Regions from separate parts of the Mus musculus genome. Here region 2 is linked to region 1. Evidence: chromatin loops called from intact Hi-C (ENCODE). Cell type or tissue: left cerebral cortex. All regions are shown on one strand. Each heading gives the region's core, and the rest is flanking DNA. Links, peaks and the distances in the headings are about the cores only. Region 1 has its middle 49 kb from the start of Mir124a-1hg. Region 2 holds the start of Gm52130 (a long non-coding RNA gene).

Region 1 (8,333 bases), core at 265-8,264:
ATTCTTCCAGATTCTGTCCTGGGGAGAAGGCCTTGTATTTTCTGTTCTCAGTCTGGTTGTCCTGTTGAGTCCTGTTGTCAGGACTGCCTGTGACTCAAGGGGGGTTTTGCCACCAGAGACCACTCCAACCTCCAGTTCTCTTCAGATCTCTCAGTGCACACAGCCAGCAGCAGTAGAGCCCACACTTGATTGGAACTGGTTTTCTGAGTGCCACTGGGGTTGCGCCTGTTCTGTTTAAGGGCTTTCAGATAACTGAGGGACAGTCTACATCTCATTTCCCCAAAACTAAATCAAGGGACCTTTCCTCCAATCCCACAATAGTTATTTTATTAGTCTGCTAATGATTGCTATAAAAAAATACACAAGACCAGAAACTTCATAAAAAGAGCTCAGTTTGGGAGGAGGAATGTCCATACAGCATGTCATTGGTTCTGATGAAGGCCCTTGGGGTGTAGCACTTTATGGCAAATGTGTCGTGGCTTGAATATGTGTGTGAGGTAAGATCACCGGGTGAGACAGGAAGCCAGAGAGAGACCAGGGACGTGCCAGGATGGCTCTTTTATAACAACCTTTTCCCTGGGAACTAATGATAATCCCAAGAGAATCACCTTAATTTCTTCCTAGTGCAGTGTCCCCAGTGGCTTACCCATAAAAGGTCCTATTACCTCTCACATCTGCACACTGGAGACCAAGCTTCCAACATAAGAACCCTTGGGGGAGGCACTCGGAACAGACTCAAATCAGAGACCACGTTGCATATTTTAGTGAAATGACCTGTGTTTCACACACCATAGTCATGTCTGCAGCAAGAATGGTTTTGATATTACTTTCATTATCTGGATATCATATCATACATACATATACATACTTTCACACACACATATTCGATGTGTAGAGACACTGGCTTATAGACAACTGTTAAGATGCTATTTGATGAGAAATTTCAAAGTTACTATTGACTTGAAAGTAGTCTTCCAAAAGTGTCAAATGAGAATCTCACGTCTATATGAATGTGTCTCTAATTTCATTGTAAAACTGAATCTGGACACTTTGTCTAGAGTTTAGATTCTGGGGCTGTGTAAAGGCTTGGTGTGGCAGTGAATCTCTGCAATCCCCATGCTGGTGGGGGTGAGAGGGTGGAGAAGATGGACCCCTGTAGCTCACTGGCCAGCCTGCCTCACTAATCACTGGTGAGTTCTAAGTTCACTGAGACATATTGTTTCAAAAAAAAAAAAGATTGAGGAAGAAGACACCTGATGTCTACCCTGGCCTACACAAAACACATGGATTTGGATTTAGTGTGTTTGGGATGAAGCCTAAGATCTGTATTTTGAACAAGCTCCCTGGCAAGGCTGGTAGTGCTGTGGACCACACTTCCAACATCCAGATGCCTCACTAGTGTGAGATTCTGATCATGTCAGATCCCTACTTGCAATCCATCAGTAACTCCCATCACCTCCAAGGTTAGGTCCAATGTCCTTAGATGACATCCAAGGGTCTTTATAGTCAGCCTCTTGCCTACCCTTTCAGTGTTACCTGTCACTTGGTGTTCACAAGGCTGGACATATTCTTCCTTTCCATTGGCCTGGAAATATTGACTCCACGAGTCCCTGCCTGTCACCCTGTGCTTCTTCCTTGGGCCTTCCATATCCTGCCTGTCATCCTAGGTCACACTTCATGGCTGGAAAGTTTTGTTTCCTTTTTCTTCTCTGCACTAAACTATAGTGCCTACGGTGACACCGACGATCTTTTCTTTATCTCAGAGTTGCCAGCACCTAGCACAGTGACTGCACACTCAGTAAACATTTGCATGAATGTGGAAATGAACCTGTACATTTGTCTTTCTTCTCCCTGCAGCATTGCTTACTCAACTGAGGTCAACCTATCGCTGATTGTTGTTTGCCCAGACCTTGTTCTCACAAATCTACAATTAAGCTTTTGTCTGAGGAGGTGCACCTGACGCACAGGAGTCATGTCTAATTCCATGTCCTGAACGTTAGCAGCAGTTCATCAGTCACTGTTGCTTGGGAAATGTTACCAAATCAACAGGGCTCTTGGGTGTTTGAGGGGAAAAAAGTCAGATTTCTTTAAAAGCAGTATTTAGCTCTTTAGTAACTAAGTTCTGTTAACCTGGGGAAGTGGTTTTCAACACAAGCCACCTTAAGAACCACTTGGAGATCTTTAAAAACAAACAAACAAACAAACAAACACCGACACAGGGACTCTCATGTAATTGGATTCTCAGGTTTTGGGTATGGTTTGCCATCATCCTCTTTAAGGACTTCTCAGAGATTCATGGAGAGTCACTGTAACCAAGTTAGGCATCATAAGTAGCAATCACAGGGCTGTCCTAGTAACCAGTGGCCACTTAGGCGATGGCAGATTATCCAGCCGTTGTTCCTCCATGCAAAACCTTGATCTAGATTCCTTCTTGACATGAGTAACATGACTCCTGATAAACTTCTTGCCTGCTCTCCAACCCCACCTTCAGTGACTTAGCACTACCAGCCCCATCATTGCTAGCAGCTAATGTGATACTTTTCCCCTGTCATCATGGCTGTGTATTTTCCCTATGCGCACTCTCTATACCCCTTATAAAGCTTGTGCCATCATGGCTGGCTCTCTCTAGTTTCTATCCTCGCTCAGAGGCAGCCTTTTGCTTACCCTTCCTCCAGTGGGTCTCTAGTGTAAAGTCTGTTACATGGTGCCATTTTGTGACATTCCTTTGCCCTCCCATCACTGCAAAACACACCCACAAGCTCCTTCTTACAGCTATGTTTCTAGACAGCCTGCCATTTTGCTAAGAGGTCTGTGCTGGGAATTGAACACCAGTCCTCTGGAAGAGTAGCCAGTGCTCTTAACCACTAACCAACTCTCCACCCTGTGCACATAGACCCTGAACAGGTTCCAGCCAGAACCCAGAACGCATCTCTTGGTTGCTTTCCATCAATCCCAGAAGTGTTGTGGTTTAACTGTTGTATACAGAGATTTCAGGTGAGGTCATGGGGATAACTTTTTAGGGGACAACTGGGCCAATCTTGCTGGAGTCATCTCCTTGAAACATTGCATAACTCCAGGAGTCCTGGACATGATTTCTAGGTTCACCTGCAAAGGTGTTATCATCCTGCAGTAAAGGTGTTAATGATCTTTCTCCCTTGGCACGGGAAAACTGATGACAATACTTACAAAACCTTGCTCCACAGGGCCCAGAAGAATGGGAGAGGCCTGCTTCCAAGTGGGAGGAGCCTGTTTGCCCTTGTGAGGATGGACTGTCAAGAGTTGAGTCCACCTGCCTGGCAGCCCACCAGACCTAGCAGCTTCCCAGTGCCTTCCTGACTGAGCTGAACGTAGTTCCTGAAGTCACCTTCCCATAGGGGAATGTATAAGAGCCACACACAGTGTTTCCCAGCACTGTTGAATATTCCTCAAGGTTCCTGCATTCCCTGACATCAAATATGTGATATTTGATGTGGGGACAGGACACAGGGGAATATTGTGGGGACAGGACACAGGAGGGTCAATTTCTAGCCAATTGGTAGTTAAAAACTACTTCATGTCCCTAACTAGTTCTACAGTTAGTTCACCTGTTTAGTTCCCTAGGAGGTCATATGTTATCACACTGGGTTAAAGCATAAATCACACTCAGTGAAAATTCTCAGGATAAGTCACGGAATGCCTTAATTTCCTCAATCATTGTGGACTAAATGCTGATTTTGCATTGCTATATTAGAGGCATTGGCTCAAAACCTCAGATTATGTTGCCTTTTTCCTTAATGAGAATTCTAGAAGATGATTTAAGGTAGAACTTTAGACTCTGAATAGCAGGAAGAAACTTGGACATATTTGTATCTCTCCCTCTGTCATGTTCTAGCAGAAGGATGGTTGTCTTTGTATGCTCCACTAGGGGGTGCTCAACCTCCCCAAGGACCCTGCATTTGATGGCTTAAGCTACTCCTTCAATATATACGTATATATGTATATATATTTAAATTGTGTGGGACTGGAAAGATGGTACTAGCTGCTCTTCCAGAGGACCTGGGTTGGAGCCCTAGCTCGTATATGGCAGTTCACAACCATCTGTAATTCCATTCCTGGGGCATCTGACACCCTCTTCTGGCCTCTGTGGGTACTGGGCACTCAGACAGCACACAGAAATGCATGCAGGTAAAACCTGTATACATTGCCTAATAAAATAATTTTATTAAAAAAGAATAAATTTGTGTAATACATCCAGTAGCAGACTGCACACCTGCCGCTGTTGCTCACCAGGTTAGAGCATGCTGCAGGCACAGACTTGGGAGTTGAGGCATAAGAGACTCCTGTATACCCTCCAACCTTCTCCCCTACAGGAGCTTTCTTCTCCAGTTTTGGTGTTAGTGATGCTATGCCTTTTGTCCCTCCCTACACTTTACAGAAGAATTAACTTGTTTTAGAGTTTATTGCAGAGTATATGGTAGAGGTGTTTGCTAGCAAGGATTTGGGCCAACCTGCCTGTATTCTCATCTTAGCCCATGGCCAGCCAATTGTACGTCAGTAAAAAGTAATTTATCCTCTTCCTGACTCAGTTTCCCCTCTTCTGAAATAAGAGCACTGGCAGTTCCTGCTTTATAGAGCTGCCGTGAGAGAGAAACACTCATGGGTTTTTTTTGTTTGTTTGTTTGTTTGTTTGTTTTAAAAAGATTTATTTAAAGCCGGGCGTGGTGGTGTGTGCCTTTAATCCCAGCACTTGGGAGGCAGAGGCAGGCGGGTTTCTGAGTTCGAGGCCAGCCTGGTCTACAAGGTGAGTTCCAGGACAGCCAGGACTATACAGAGAAACTCTGTCTCAAAAAAACCAAAAAAAAAAAACCAAAAAAAAAAAAAAAGATTTGTTTATTTTATATATGTGAGTACATTGTCACTGTCTTCAGACATACCAAAAGAGGGCATCGGATCTCATTACAACTGGTTGTGAGCTACCATGTGGTTGCTGGGAATTGAACTCAGGACTTCTGGAAGAGCAGGCAATGCTCTTAACCACTGAGCCATCTCTCCAGCCCCAGTGTGGTTTTTATTTTTTATTTATTTATTTTTTTGAGACAGGATTTCTCTGTGTAACAGAGCCCTGGCTGTCCTGGACTGCCTTTGCAGACCAGGCTGGCCTCAAACTCACAAGAGATACGCCTACCTCTGCCTTCCAAGTGCTGGGATTAAAGGCATGTGCCACTATGCCCAGCTATTTATATTTTAATAGCAGAATTTGCATCTAATAAACAACACAATTATAGTAACTATTGTTGTTGACATTGAACCAATATCTCCCTTCCTGCAGACCAGTTCCTCTTAGATATCTAGTAAAGAGTTGTAAAAATAAAATAACATTTTTTCGGGCCATGATGAACTCTTAGGTTTGTAGCGTACAGTAACGTTAAATAATTAGACATATAGAATTTAACCCCTGTATTTTTATTGTCAGAATTAACAGGAGTTAAATCACCAAGCCAGACTGTTGTCTGTGTTTTAAGTGATTCAGTCTCTTTTAAAAATAAGATTTATTTATTATTTAGTTATGTATATAATTGTGTGTATGCATTTGTGGGGCTATGTACACAAGAAGCTGGCGCTCTCACAGGGTCTCCCTCAAGTGGCTGAGAGCTACTTGATATGGGTGCTGGGAACCAAAAATGGGTTCTCTAGAAGACCAGCCTGTGTTCCCCCACTCCCAGCCCCCAGACAGATTTTCTCTGTGTAGCCCTGGCTGTACTGAAACTCACTCTGTAGACCAGGGTGGCCTTCAACTCAGAGATCTGCCTGCCTCTGCTTCCCAAATGCTGGGATGAAAGGCATGCGCCAACACACTGAGCCCAGCTGCAGTGTGTTCTTAACCACTGAGCCGTCTTTCTAGCCCAAGTGACTCAGTTTCTGTGCTTGCTTGTCATGAGCTGAGAGTGAACAGCTTGTGACTGCCACCAGCTCAGAGACACACCATGGCTCCTCTGTTCCAGGTTTATGCACGTGGGTTCTATGCTCCGTTGGAGGCCCACTCCTTACTCAGGAAGAAGGGAGAAGGGTTTCGCAGCCTTTGGCTGTGCAGCACTCAGGTACTGGGTTCTTTCTCAGTGTTTTGCATTCTCTAGAAATAGAAAGGATTTAAAAATAAACAACCAGTCTTTGCAAGAGCCAGTGATTGACAGGGACCACAGTTTTCTGTCTGCTTTTTAAAATATTCTTTTTCCTTATGTTAAGGAATCTTCCCTGTAAAAACAAGCCTCTCTAGGAGAAATTCGCATCCTGAATTTTCAGACTCGGAAATCCCAAAGAGAACGAGCTAGGGGGTTTTAAAAATATTGTTTGTGTGTATTTATGTGTGTGTGTGTGTGTGTGTGTGTGTGTGAGAGAGAGAGAGAGAGAGAGAGAGAGAGAGATCACATGCATCTGGAGATGAGATGGCTGCTGTTGTTCCTTAGCGGGTGTTCCCTTTATTTGAGCTGGAATCTCCGCCCCACCTGTAGCTCAGTTAGTTCTCTAAGCAGCCTTGACTGGCTGAACAGCAAGCTCCAGAGATTCACTGTCTTCACCTCCACAGAGCTGGGCTGCAGTGGGCTCTATCATAGCTGCTTGCTGTTTTGGTTTGCTGCTGTTGGTTGCTTTTTCAGATTTATTTGTTTGCATATGTGGGTGCTCTACCTGCATGTATGCCTGCCTGGCAGAAGAAGGCATCAGATCCCATTACAGACGGTTGTGAGCCACCATGTGGTTGCTGGGAATTGAACTAAGGACCTCTGGAAGAGCAGCCAGTGCTCACCATTGATCCATTATGTCAGCCCCTGCTGTTAGCTTTATAAACATGAATTCTGGGGCTTGAGCTCAGGTCTTCTTGCTTGTGTGGCTAATGCTTTACTGACAGAGCTGTCCTCTTCTCAGCCCCCAATATTCTGAGTTTGTGTTTGTGCTGTGCGCTCTTGGAAGCTTTGTAAGTCTTCCAGGCAGCCAACTAGGGACAAAAGTGAGTTCAAAGAGAGCTGTGAGGAGTCCCGTGAATGCCGTGTGTTCTTACTTGCCTTTGCTCTGTGTCTTTAGACCTTGACAAAGCCTGTTTCAGAGAACCTGTGTAGCTTCAGGTTTGACCTGTTTTATACAGGGAAGGATGGCCAGGTGACCTTCTCTTTCTTGACTGTGTATCCTAGATTTTTCAGAGTTGCTACCAGAAACCACAGCCAAAGAGTGGCCTCCCCATCATCCCAGGCATCGGTTTGAGAAGTCTCTGCTTTGCCATTCAAACTAGATAAGAGCTGGGTGAACAGAACGGTGGGTCAAAATCAGTACTTGGGATTTCATTTCAAAGATCCTTCGTGTCCAGCCCATTCTGACTTCCACATGGATTCCTGTGGTGGCCCCAAGTGTATCCATACTTGACTAAGATAAGGATTTAAATCAGACAGCACCTCAAACTCCTTCACAGTGAGAAAAGCCACTCATTTTACTATTTATTTTTAAACTATTAATGTTCATACAAGACTAGGGGTCAGAGGCCCTGTCTGCCTGATGTGAAAATTACTGTTTTTAATTTTAACAACTGTGGGGCTGCTTGTCCAAAACAGTTAAGTGACCCCAGTTTAACAAGTGTATTTTCCAGAAAGCCCCAAGAGACGAATTTTTATAGTCATTCTTTCTGAAAGAAGTAACATGTCATTGTTAGCTTGCCTGGAATATGCCTGCACAAGATCTGTGCTTGCCACCGGTCCCCAAAGTAAGGGACAAACTGCCAGAATCTAGAATAAGTTACTGGTCCTTTACAGCGGTGTGGGCCAGAGAGGAGAGTGGTCTGTCCATGACAGAATCCCCCCTTCTTTTTTATCTTCCTTCCCAACGATGGGTTAAGTTTTGTACCCACACTTGTCTGTTGAACTTCCAACCCCTGCTATGTTCAAATGTTATTGCCTTTGCAAACAAGTTTGGATAGAGGTTTAAGTTAAATGATTCCATCAGGGGAATGGTATTAACCCAGGGAGATTGGTGTCCCTCCAAGGATAGCGTGAGACACAATGGTGAGCCTGAGTGAGGGGATGTCACAGGAAGAGGCATCAAGAGTGTAGCCATCTGCAAACTAGGACAGGCTTCAGAAGAAGCCAGACCTGCCAGCACCTTGATGTTGGATTCCCAGCCTCTGCACTAGGTGAACTCTTTGTCCTTATTGGTTCTGAAGTGCAGTGACCATGTGCTGGCTGAGACTAAATATGTCTCTCCTATTGTAGGGTAGGTGTACCCTGCAAGGACTGTTCCGCAGTATCTGAAGATAGTTTTTTTTTTAATTATTTTTTTAACTATATTTTAATTATATAACACTATGTGGATAC
Region 2 (8,333 bases), core at 187-8,186, 130 kb after region 1:
CATGATTGATTCTAACTGTGGGCTGGTGGGGGCGGGGTCACACATACCTGATAAGAGTAGGGGAGAGCCTCCTCCTAATTCCATCAGCAGAGACAGCACTGGGATGGGTATTCACAGCCACTTAGGACATCCCACTGAAGGGATAGGCAGGGAGGAGCCTAGGTATTACCTCATTTTGCCCCTCCTGCTTGAGAAAGAAAAAGTCAAATTGCTTGTTTTTGATCTTGATTATGTATTGCTGGCTATGAATTTAGAGGGGGTTGGAGTTTAGCTCCACATTCATCGTGATTATGTTGGCCTCCCCTAAGGCCACCATTGTAGACTATTAAAATAAAAGCTACGTGGAAAAAAATGAGTCCTGATCCTTCCAGCTGGCTACCCAGTGTCCTGCATTCTTCCTGCTTCAAGGGTCCCACAGCCTAGAGTCTAGTCCTGTGTAGTCAGGGCACTCCAGTGATGCATCTTGACCCATGGAGGGCTCAGACCCTCGGTAGCCCCACTGTCCCTTTAATGGATCAACACCATTTGTGTCTCTCCCCACCCCCATCTCCCTTTTTTTTTTTTTTTTTTGCTCTAAGCTTCTGTCTTCCATTTGAAAAGATCAAGTTGCTCTCCAGAACCAAGCATGGTCCTCTCCATCATGCTCAGAGGAAGTCTTCCTTTGAAGCAAACCGTCCTTTTCCATTATACACACTCAGAGAGAAAATGTCCTGCAGTGCTTCAACAGCCTGGCTGGAGGTTTTGACTCTGTTCTTTAGGCATGGGGTTCTTGTTAAGTTCCAAACATCCAGTTTTCCATCTCTGAACAGGGCTTATGGTATGTCCTGCAAAGGCTGTAGGGAAGAACAAGTAGGGAATATAAACAGGCCACTTAGCATAGCATCTAGTACATGGTATAACTGGGTAGAGGGGAAATATTGGTTTACTGTTTAAACTTAGACTTTTTAATAGTGATAAAAATATGTACTATATATAATTTATCACTTTATTTTTGTGCTGAGTACATAGGTGGTCCCATGGCTAAGTTTTTCATCTTGCAAAACTGGAACTCTGTATTTGGTAAGAGGGACTTCGTGTTCCCTGTGTTTTTCTGCCACCTGCTGCTGATAGCTTGACTTCCTTTGTCCCTTGTGTAAGTAGAATCACAGTGTTCTTTATTCTGTGATTGTTTCATGCTCTGTAAGGTAGCAGGTGCCAGTATTTCTTGCCTTTTGAGGGCTGAATAGTATTCCATTGTGCCTACCTTCTGTTTACCTCTCGATGAATGCTCCCTACCTTTTATCTGTTGTGAATGGGTCTGCATGGACACAGATGTGCAAATGTGTCTTTGAGGCCCTATCTCCAGGATTTTGAGTATTATCTCTTGAAGCAGCATTGCTGGATTCATAGGCAGTTTTATGGCTTATAGAAAGTTATGAGGTTTGGAACAGCAAAGGCAGAAATGATGCACCTTGAACTTGACATCCTAGCACAGGCAATGGTCTGATAGGAGGACTTGACTGAGATCTCATGAAGCCTATCCAGCGTTGTGTGGGAATAAGTACAAGTATGACAATGATGCATCCTCTCTAAATGATTTTGTAGTGTTGTGTTTCTCAGGAATGTTCAGCAGGGCACCACCCTGGTAAAATAGTATTTAGATTGGACCAGACTATCCGGGCCAAAGTTCATTTGTCACACCAAGTGATGGCTTAAGCATCCCTTCCACTGCTGTTTGGAGAACTTTTTGGGATGCTCTGCTGGTAGCAGCTTTCTTGTTTTTTTTGAGACTGGGTTTTTCTGTGTAGTCCTGGCTGTCCTGGAACTCACTCTGTAGACCAGGCTGGCCTTGAACTTAGAAATCTGCCTGCCTCTGCCTCCCAAGTGCTGGGATTAAAGGTGTGCACCACTGCTGCCCAGCCAGGATTTCTCTCTCTCTCTCTCTCTCTCTCTCTCTCTCTCTCTCTCTCTCTCTCTCTCTCGATTTCTCTCTCTCGATTTCTCTCCTTTCTCTCTTGATTTCTTTCTCTCCATTTCTCTCTCTCTATTTCTCTCTCTCTGCGTGTGTGTGTGTAGTATATGTTCCTGTTTGTCTAGGTGTGTGACTGTGATTTTGTATGTACATGTTTGCATGTGGAGGCTAGAGGTTGACTTTGGGTATCTTCTTCAGTTGCTCACTACCTTATATTTTGAGACAGAGACTCTTTTAACAATCATAGAATGATAAGATTGACTGGCTGGTGAGCTCCACAGAATCACCTGTTTCTATTCCTCCTTCCCCTAGCTCTGGGTAACAGATATGCCACTTTCAAGCCTTTATCCATCAGCCTGTATGGATGCTGGGGATCCAAATGGAGGTCTTCATGCTTGTGTAGCCACCCACCCCCCTGCCCCAAGAATATCTTTGCTGGGTATAGAATTCTAGGCAGGCATTTTCTTTCATCCCTCTTGTGCCCCATTACCCTTTGTGGGTTCTGATGGAGATCTGCTCCGTTTTGGCCTTGTACTTGTACAAAATCTTCTTCTTGTCTTTAGTTTTCAAGGACTTTGATTAAGATGTGTCTTATCCTTTATTTGTCTGGGTTCATTCTGTTCTAGGCACATTTATCTTGAATATGTAGGTTACATCTTTTTCTGAATTTGGGGGTTTTTCAGCCATGATTTCTTCAAGTACTTTTAGGATATGAATGTCAGAACTTTTGTTACATTCCTACCTGATATTTGTTTAATCTTGTGTGTGTGTGTATGTTTCCATGAGTGCAGTGAATGAAATTGGACCCCCCTGGAGTTACAGGTAGTTGTAAGCCACTCAACATGGGTGCTGGGAACTGAACTCAGATATTTTGCAAGAGCAGTGTGACTCCTAACCACTGAGATATCTCCGCAGACTCCTACCTAATATTTTGATTATTTTTCTTTCTTTTTCTATTGTTTGGATCTTCAGGTTCATATATTCATTTGCTTGCCATTGAACCTATCCAGCAAGTTTGAATTTGTTACTGTATTTCATTTACTCTCTCTTTACCGAGATATTCCATCTTTTCTGTTTGTTTCCTGTGTGTTTGTAATTTTCAGCTTTCTTTCTTTCTTTCTTTCTTTCTTTCTTTCTTTCTTTCTTTCTTTCTTTCTTTCTTTCTTTCTCTCTCTCTCTCCTTCCTTTCTTTCTTTCTTTCTTTCTTTCTTTCTTTCTTTCTTTCTTTCTTTCTGTTTATTTCTATACTGCTGCTTTTTTAATGTGTTAGACAGCTTCAACACCAAGTCACTTGGTCATTGGCATTCTTTAATTTTTGTGTTTGGTGTACATTCAAGTGTGGAGGTACATGTGTGAATGGATGTGCATACGTATGTGTGTACATGTGGAGTTGAGGCCTAAAGTCAATGTTGGATGTCTTCCGGGTTGCTTTTCACTTTCTTTACTGAGGCAGTATCTTTTGCTAAACGCTAAGCTGGAGTTGTAGCAAGTCTAGCCATCTTGCTCTGGGGATCCTATGCTTTGGCCTGGCAAACACTGGGATTACAGGGAAGCTGCCACACTCACCTGCTCACCTTCCTACCTGCCTTTTAAGTGGTTTCTCTGGATACCAACTCCAGCCCACGTAGAGCAAATGCTTTATCCACCAAGCTACCTCCTCAGTCTTTGGGAAATCCTACCTGGATGGGTCTTTTGTTCCCCTCCTCATTAACACATTGTGAGACCTGAGATGATGCTTACTAATGGCTTATCGTTAGAGGCACCTAGTATATTAAAAAGGCTGGTCAGATGAGAGGCATCAGACTGGATGCTGTAAGACCTTCGCTGATAGAAAACTTAATTTGCTAAGTCGGCTCTGCTTTCACATGTAGAACCAGACCTTACAGATGAGATATGTGTCTCTGAGGCCATTGGTCTTCAGTTCTCGCTGGGCATCTGTTCCTGGCAATGAATGCCCTTATAGAATATCAGCAGTGGATCCATAACTGCCTGAGTGATCTTGAGAAAAATCTTCTAACTCTAATGGCTGATGTTTCCTGTCTTAATACCTGTATCTGAGAGTTGGCAAGAATACTACATGGAGTGACATGCCTAGAAACTATTTAACTGATAGGCCTAACACAGGCATAAATGAGAATTATCTAGTTTAGCTACCCCAGGCACATACTGATGATGGATAAGATGATGTGTCTAATGCCTCATGCTTTTCAGCCTTGCCTGCCAAGACACTATGGTTATATGAATATCTTTTTAAAATGCTAAAACATTTCTAATTTGGTAAAACTTTCAAACACAGAGAGCAAGACAGCATACCATTTACCCAGTTACCCATTATCCTGGATGTATCCAGGATGTATTCATGGCTGTATTTATTTCCTTTAGATATTTTATTTTTTTAGGAAGTAAAATCACTTGAGAGGTAAACTAAAGTCTTGAAATTGGCCAGCCTTCTGGTAGATACTTTATAGTGTTTGCTACACATACAGCCATAAACAATGTAACTTTTATGTAACACCCGTATATCAGCTTTAAAATGGTTTTGAGCTCCTCCTATCCTTGCTTGCACAGCTGGTCAGATGTTTTGGAGATGTATCTGTGATACCAGCATAGGTTCATTGCAGTCTATCTACTCTTGGGTGGCTGGATCTTCAGGCCTTTGGGGCCTCACTGCTGGCTATGGCAGCTCTCCTTGAGGATGGAACATTCACTGCATCTCCATCCACACCTACTACTGTCTGATAACTTTTGACCAATCCAGTGGCCAGAGTAGATTTTGCTCTTTTATTTGTGTGCCTATTTGCTTAGTGAGATGGAGTATCTTTCTTTAGCCTTTATATAATTTTTGCTCAGCTGCTTTGTTCTTATAAATCTGTAGCATGCTTTGAAACGAGTCCTTAATTATATGAATTATGAATTGAGAATGCATTCTCTCAATCTTTGTTCTCTTTTTCACTTTTCTTTCTTTTTCTTTCCTCCTTCTTCCGTCTTTCCTTCCTCCTCCTCCTCCTCCTCCTCCTCCTCTTCTTCTTCTTCTTTCTCTCTCTCTCTCTCTCTCTCTCTCTCTCTCTCTCTTTTGAGACATGATTTCGTGTAGCTCAGGATAGCCTCAAACCAGGCTGGTTTTGAACTCCTGATCCTCTTGCCTCTAATGTCCAAGTTCAGCATTGCAGGCCCGTACCATACATTTTCTGTTTTCAGAGACAATTTTAATTTTCCTCATAACACCTACTCGTAGTCCATGTTCTTGGATGTGGCAGAGAAAGCAAAAGGGACTAACTCTCATTGTTTCCAACGTGCCAGGTTTGTATCCTCTTAATAGCAAGGTGATAGTTTTGAATTTTCCACATAGACTCAATTTGTTGACACTTTGGACAGATTCCTGCTTTCCTGGAGTCAACCACTGAGCCCAGGGCTCCTGAGAGGTTGTTTTGTTAGCTGACACACTGATGCTGCAAAAGACGCCCCAGGCCACCTGCAGCTCCCCAAACAGGAGCTCCCTGCCCTTGGAAGAAATGTCCTTTTGATTTGATCACAGCCGTTTCTACGTAGTGAATGTTCTCTGTACAGCCAGTGCTTTTTCCTTCCTCTCTTAGTTCTTCTAACAAAATAAATTAATTGAGAAGAGCAAACTGTTGGGGCCAGTGGGGCTGAGTTGTGGCTGAATCTCCAGCACGTCTTTTGTTGTGCAATCAAGTAGCACTTACTCACCCAGGGTGTCGCCCTCCCACCCAAACAAAACCCTCTTAATCTCCCAAATCACTTTGCAAAACAAAGGGACACAGCTTCAGAGGAGAAGGGGCTGGGCGGTGGATGGGTTGCACTGGGCACTGCCCTCTGTGTGCTTGCTGATTACTACAGAAATCTGTTTATGAGCCTTTAAAAAAAAACTTTGGTCTACAAAGTGAGTTCCAGGACAGCCAGGGCTACACAGAGAAACCCTGTCTCGAAAAACCAAAAACCAAACCAAACCACCACCACCACCACCACCACCACCACCACCACCACCACCAACAACAACAACAACAAAAATCAACACCTTTGGGAGAACAGTTTCTTTACCATTCATCCGGGATCCTGGAAGCAAGACCGTTAACTGCAGTCATCAATAAAGTTCTCACTGGGAATTAATAACAGTGGGAGCCAGGGCTTGCCAAACTAAGCTTGCTGGGCCTGCCTTCTAGGCTGGATCTGGCAGGATTGCCCTCCCCAGGGGAGTAGCCTGGCTCCCCCACCCCACTTGGTGCTCACTGGCCACTGGCCATCTTGAATCCCTACTCAGTTCTGTGAATAAGCTGTAGAAAGGTGGGAACTGGGAAGGGCCGTCTTTTTCCTACACTTGCTGAATTCTTCTCCCAAGTTAGCATCTTTGTCCATCTCTCCTCTGCCATTTTCATGTTATCTAAGCTACAGATAGCAGTAGTAGTAGTTGTCCTACTCCCTGACCCCCTCAACCCCAGCAGGTAAGAAAATTGCAGCCCAGAAAAGTAGAGTGCCTGGTGTCTTTAGTGGCAAGGTCAGTGGGCAGACCCAGCCTTCTGTCTCTAACTCCATTGCTCTTGCTGTCTTTTTAGCGCTTGTTCACTCTGGAAGGGGCTCAGTTGGAGAGTAATGTGCTGTGTGCATGCAGGTGCTCCTGTGAGTGAATGAGTGAATGAGTGTGTGTGTGTGTGTGTGTGTGTGTGTGTGTGTGTGTGTGTAGGTGCACATGTGAGTTTGTGCATGTGTGTATGGAGGGCAAAGGACCACCTTAGGTGTCTTTTCCTCATGCTTTTGTACAGCTTTGGGTTGTTTTTAAAACAGTCTTTCACTGGCCAGAACTCACCAAGTAGGCTAGTCTGGCTGACCAGTGAACCCAAAAAATCCACAGGTCTCTGTCTAATAAGCACATGGAGTATAAATGCCCACTTCTATACCTGTCTTTTTTTGTTATTTTGTTTGTTTCCTTTAAGTGGTTCTAGATCGAACTTAGATCTTCATGCCTACAAGGTGTGGTAGTTTGAATAGGTTTGGTCCCTACAAACTCTGTTTGAATGCTTAGCTCATGGCACTCTTAGTAGGTGTGGCCTTGTTGAACTAGGTGTAGCCTTTGTTGGAAGAAGTCTGTCATTGAGGAGCTGAGCTTTGAGGTCTCCTAGTGCTCAAAGTCTGCCCAGTATGGAATTCTTGTCTCCTGGGTGTCTTCAGATCAAGATATAGAACTCTCAGTTCCTTCTCCAGCACCATGTCTGCCCCAGGCTGCCATGCTTCCTTCCATGATGATAATGGATTGAACCTCTGAAACTGTAAGCTAGCCCCAATTCAATGTTATCTTTTATAAGAATTGCCTTGGTCACAGTGTCTGTTCACAGCAATAAAACCCTAAGTAAGACACAAGGTAAGCACTCTGCCCCAACTGAGCAATCTCCCCAACCCAGGATGTTGCTGCTTTTGCTGTTTTAGCTTCTATTTCTTACCCCTACTCTTCTTCTCTTCCTTGTCTTCTTTTCCATTTTACCTCTTCCTCCTCCTCCTCCTCCTCTTCTTTTTGTATCCCCTACAGTAGGGAACATGTATCCTTTGGTAAATCCTAGGTCATCCATCCACTCATCCAATCAGTAAGTCAATCTATCCTCATCCTATATGAGTTCCTCAGGGGTAAAGGATGAGACAGCACACACAGCAGCCCAACTCACTAAGCTCTCAGCGGAGTGGAGGACAGACAAGTAGACACAGCCTGGTATGTTGTTATGGCAGCAAAGGAAGAAGGGCCTGGGTCATAGGTCTGTTCACTCTCTAGCTTGTCTCTTTTTTTAAATAAACGGTCAATAGATACTCATAGAGTTTAGATAACATGGACTTTGAAAATAAGAGGTCATCATGAATATATCTTTATGTGTGTAAATATATCTCTCTGAATGCTTGTGTGTATATGTTTACACACCACTGAGCCATCTTTCTAGTCTTTATAGTTCTATACTCAGTGTTTCCTCTCTCTCTCTCTCTCTCTCTCTCTCTCTCCCTCTCTCTCTCCCTCTCTCTCTCTCTCTCTCTCTCTCTCTCTCTCTCTCTCACACACACACACACACACACACACACACACACATATATATATCACTCATGCTTGCACCCATACATGCAAAGAGCTTTTAAAAAAATAGAGGCTGGGAGATGGTTCAGCAATTAAAGGTAGGTTCTGCCTTTCTGGAAGACCTGAGTTCTATTCCCAGCACCCACATCACTCACACCTTTACCTCCATGGGACCTTATGCATTCTCTGGCCTCCATGAGCACTTGCATTCCTGTGTACAATATACACAACACACACAAGTATGCACAATTAAAAACACAATGTTTAAAAAAACCTTAAGAATTGAATGGTAAAGAGGTTCTTGGGTTGGTCTTT

Evidence for each region. A loop is a pair of places that touch in the nucleus more often than their neighbours do. Peaks named below come from ENCODE experiments on the same cell type or tissue, not always from the same donor. Only the 100,000 strongest peaks of a DNase experiment are listed, where the experiment ranks them.
Region 2: it touches region 1 in a loop (1.8-fold over the local background); 2 of 42 quality-filtered maps call a loop at or near these places.

The regions. Positions count from the first base shown.
Region 1 is chr14:64,535,224-64,543,556 of GRCm38, reverse strand. No RefSeq gene overlaps it. Among named protein-coding and RNA genes, the nearest start is that of Mir124a-1hg, 49 kb to the left of the region's middle. In left cerebral cortex, for the core only: a CTCF peak has its summit at 3,897 (motif pointing right); DNase peaks (open chromatin) are centred at 6,010 and 6,500; H3K27ac peaks cover 1,897 bases.
Region 2 is chr14:64,405,738-64,414,070 of GRCm38, reverse strand. The region is part of intron 1 of Msra (methionine sulfoxide reductase A); the gene reads left to right. Gm52130 (a long non-coding RNA gene) reads right to left here and starts at 7,445. Exons shown (of 2, transcript XR_003951178.1): 1 at 7,405-7,445; 2 at 1-833. In left cerebral cortex, for the core only: a CTCF peak has its summit at 5,131; DNase peaks (open chromatin) are centred at 4,163 and 5,420; H3K27ac peaks cover 5,755 bases.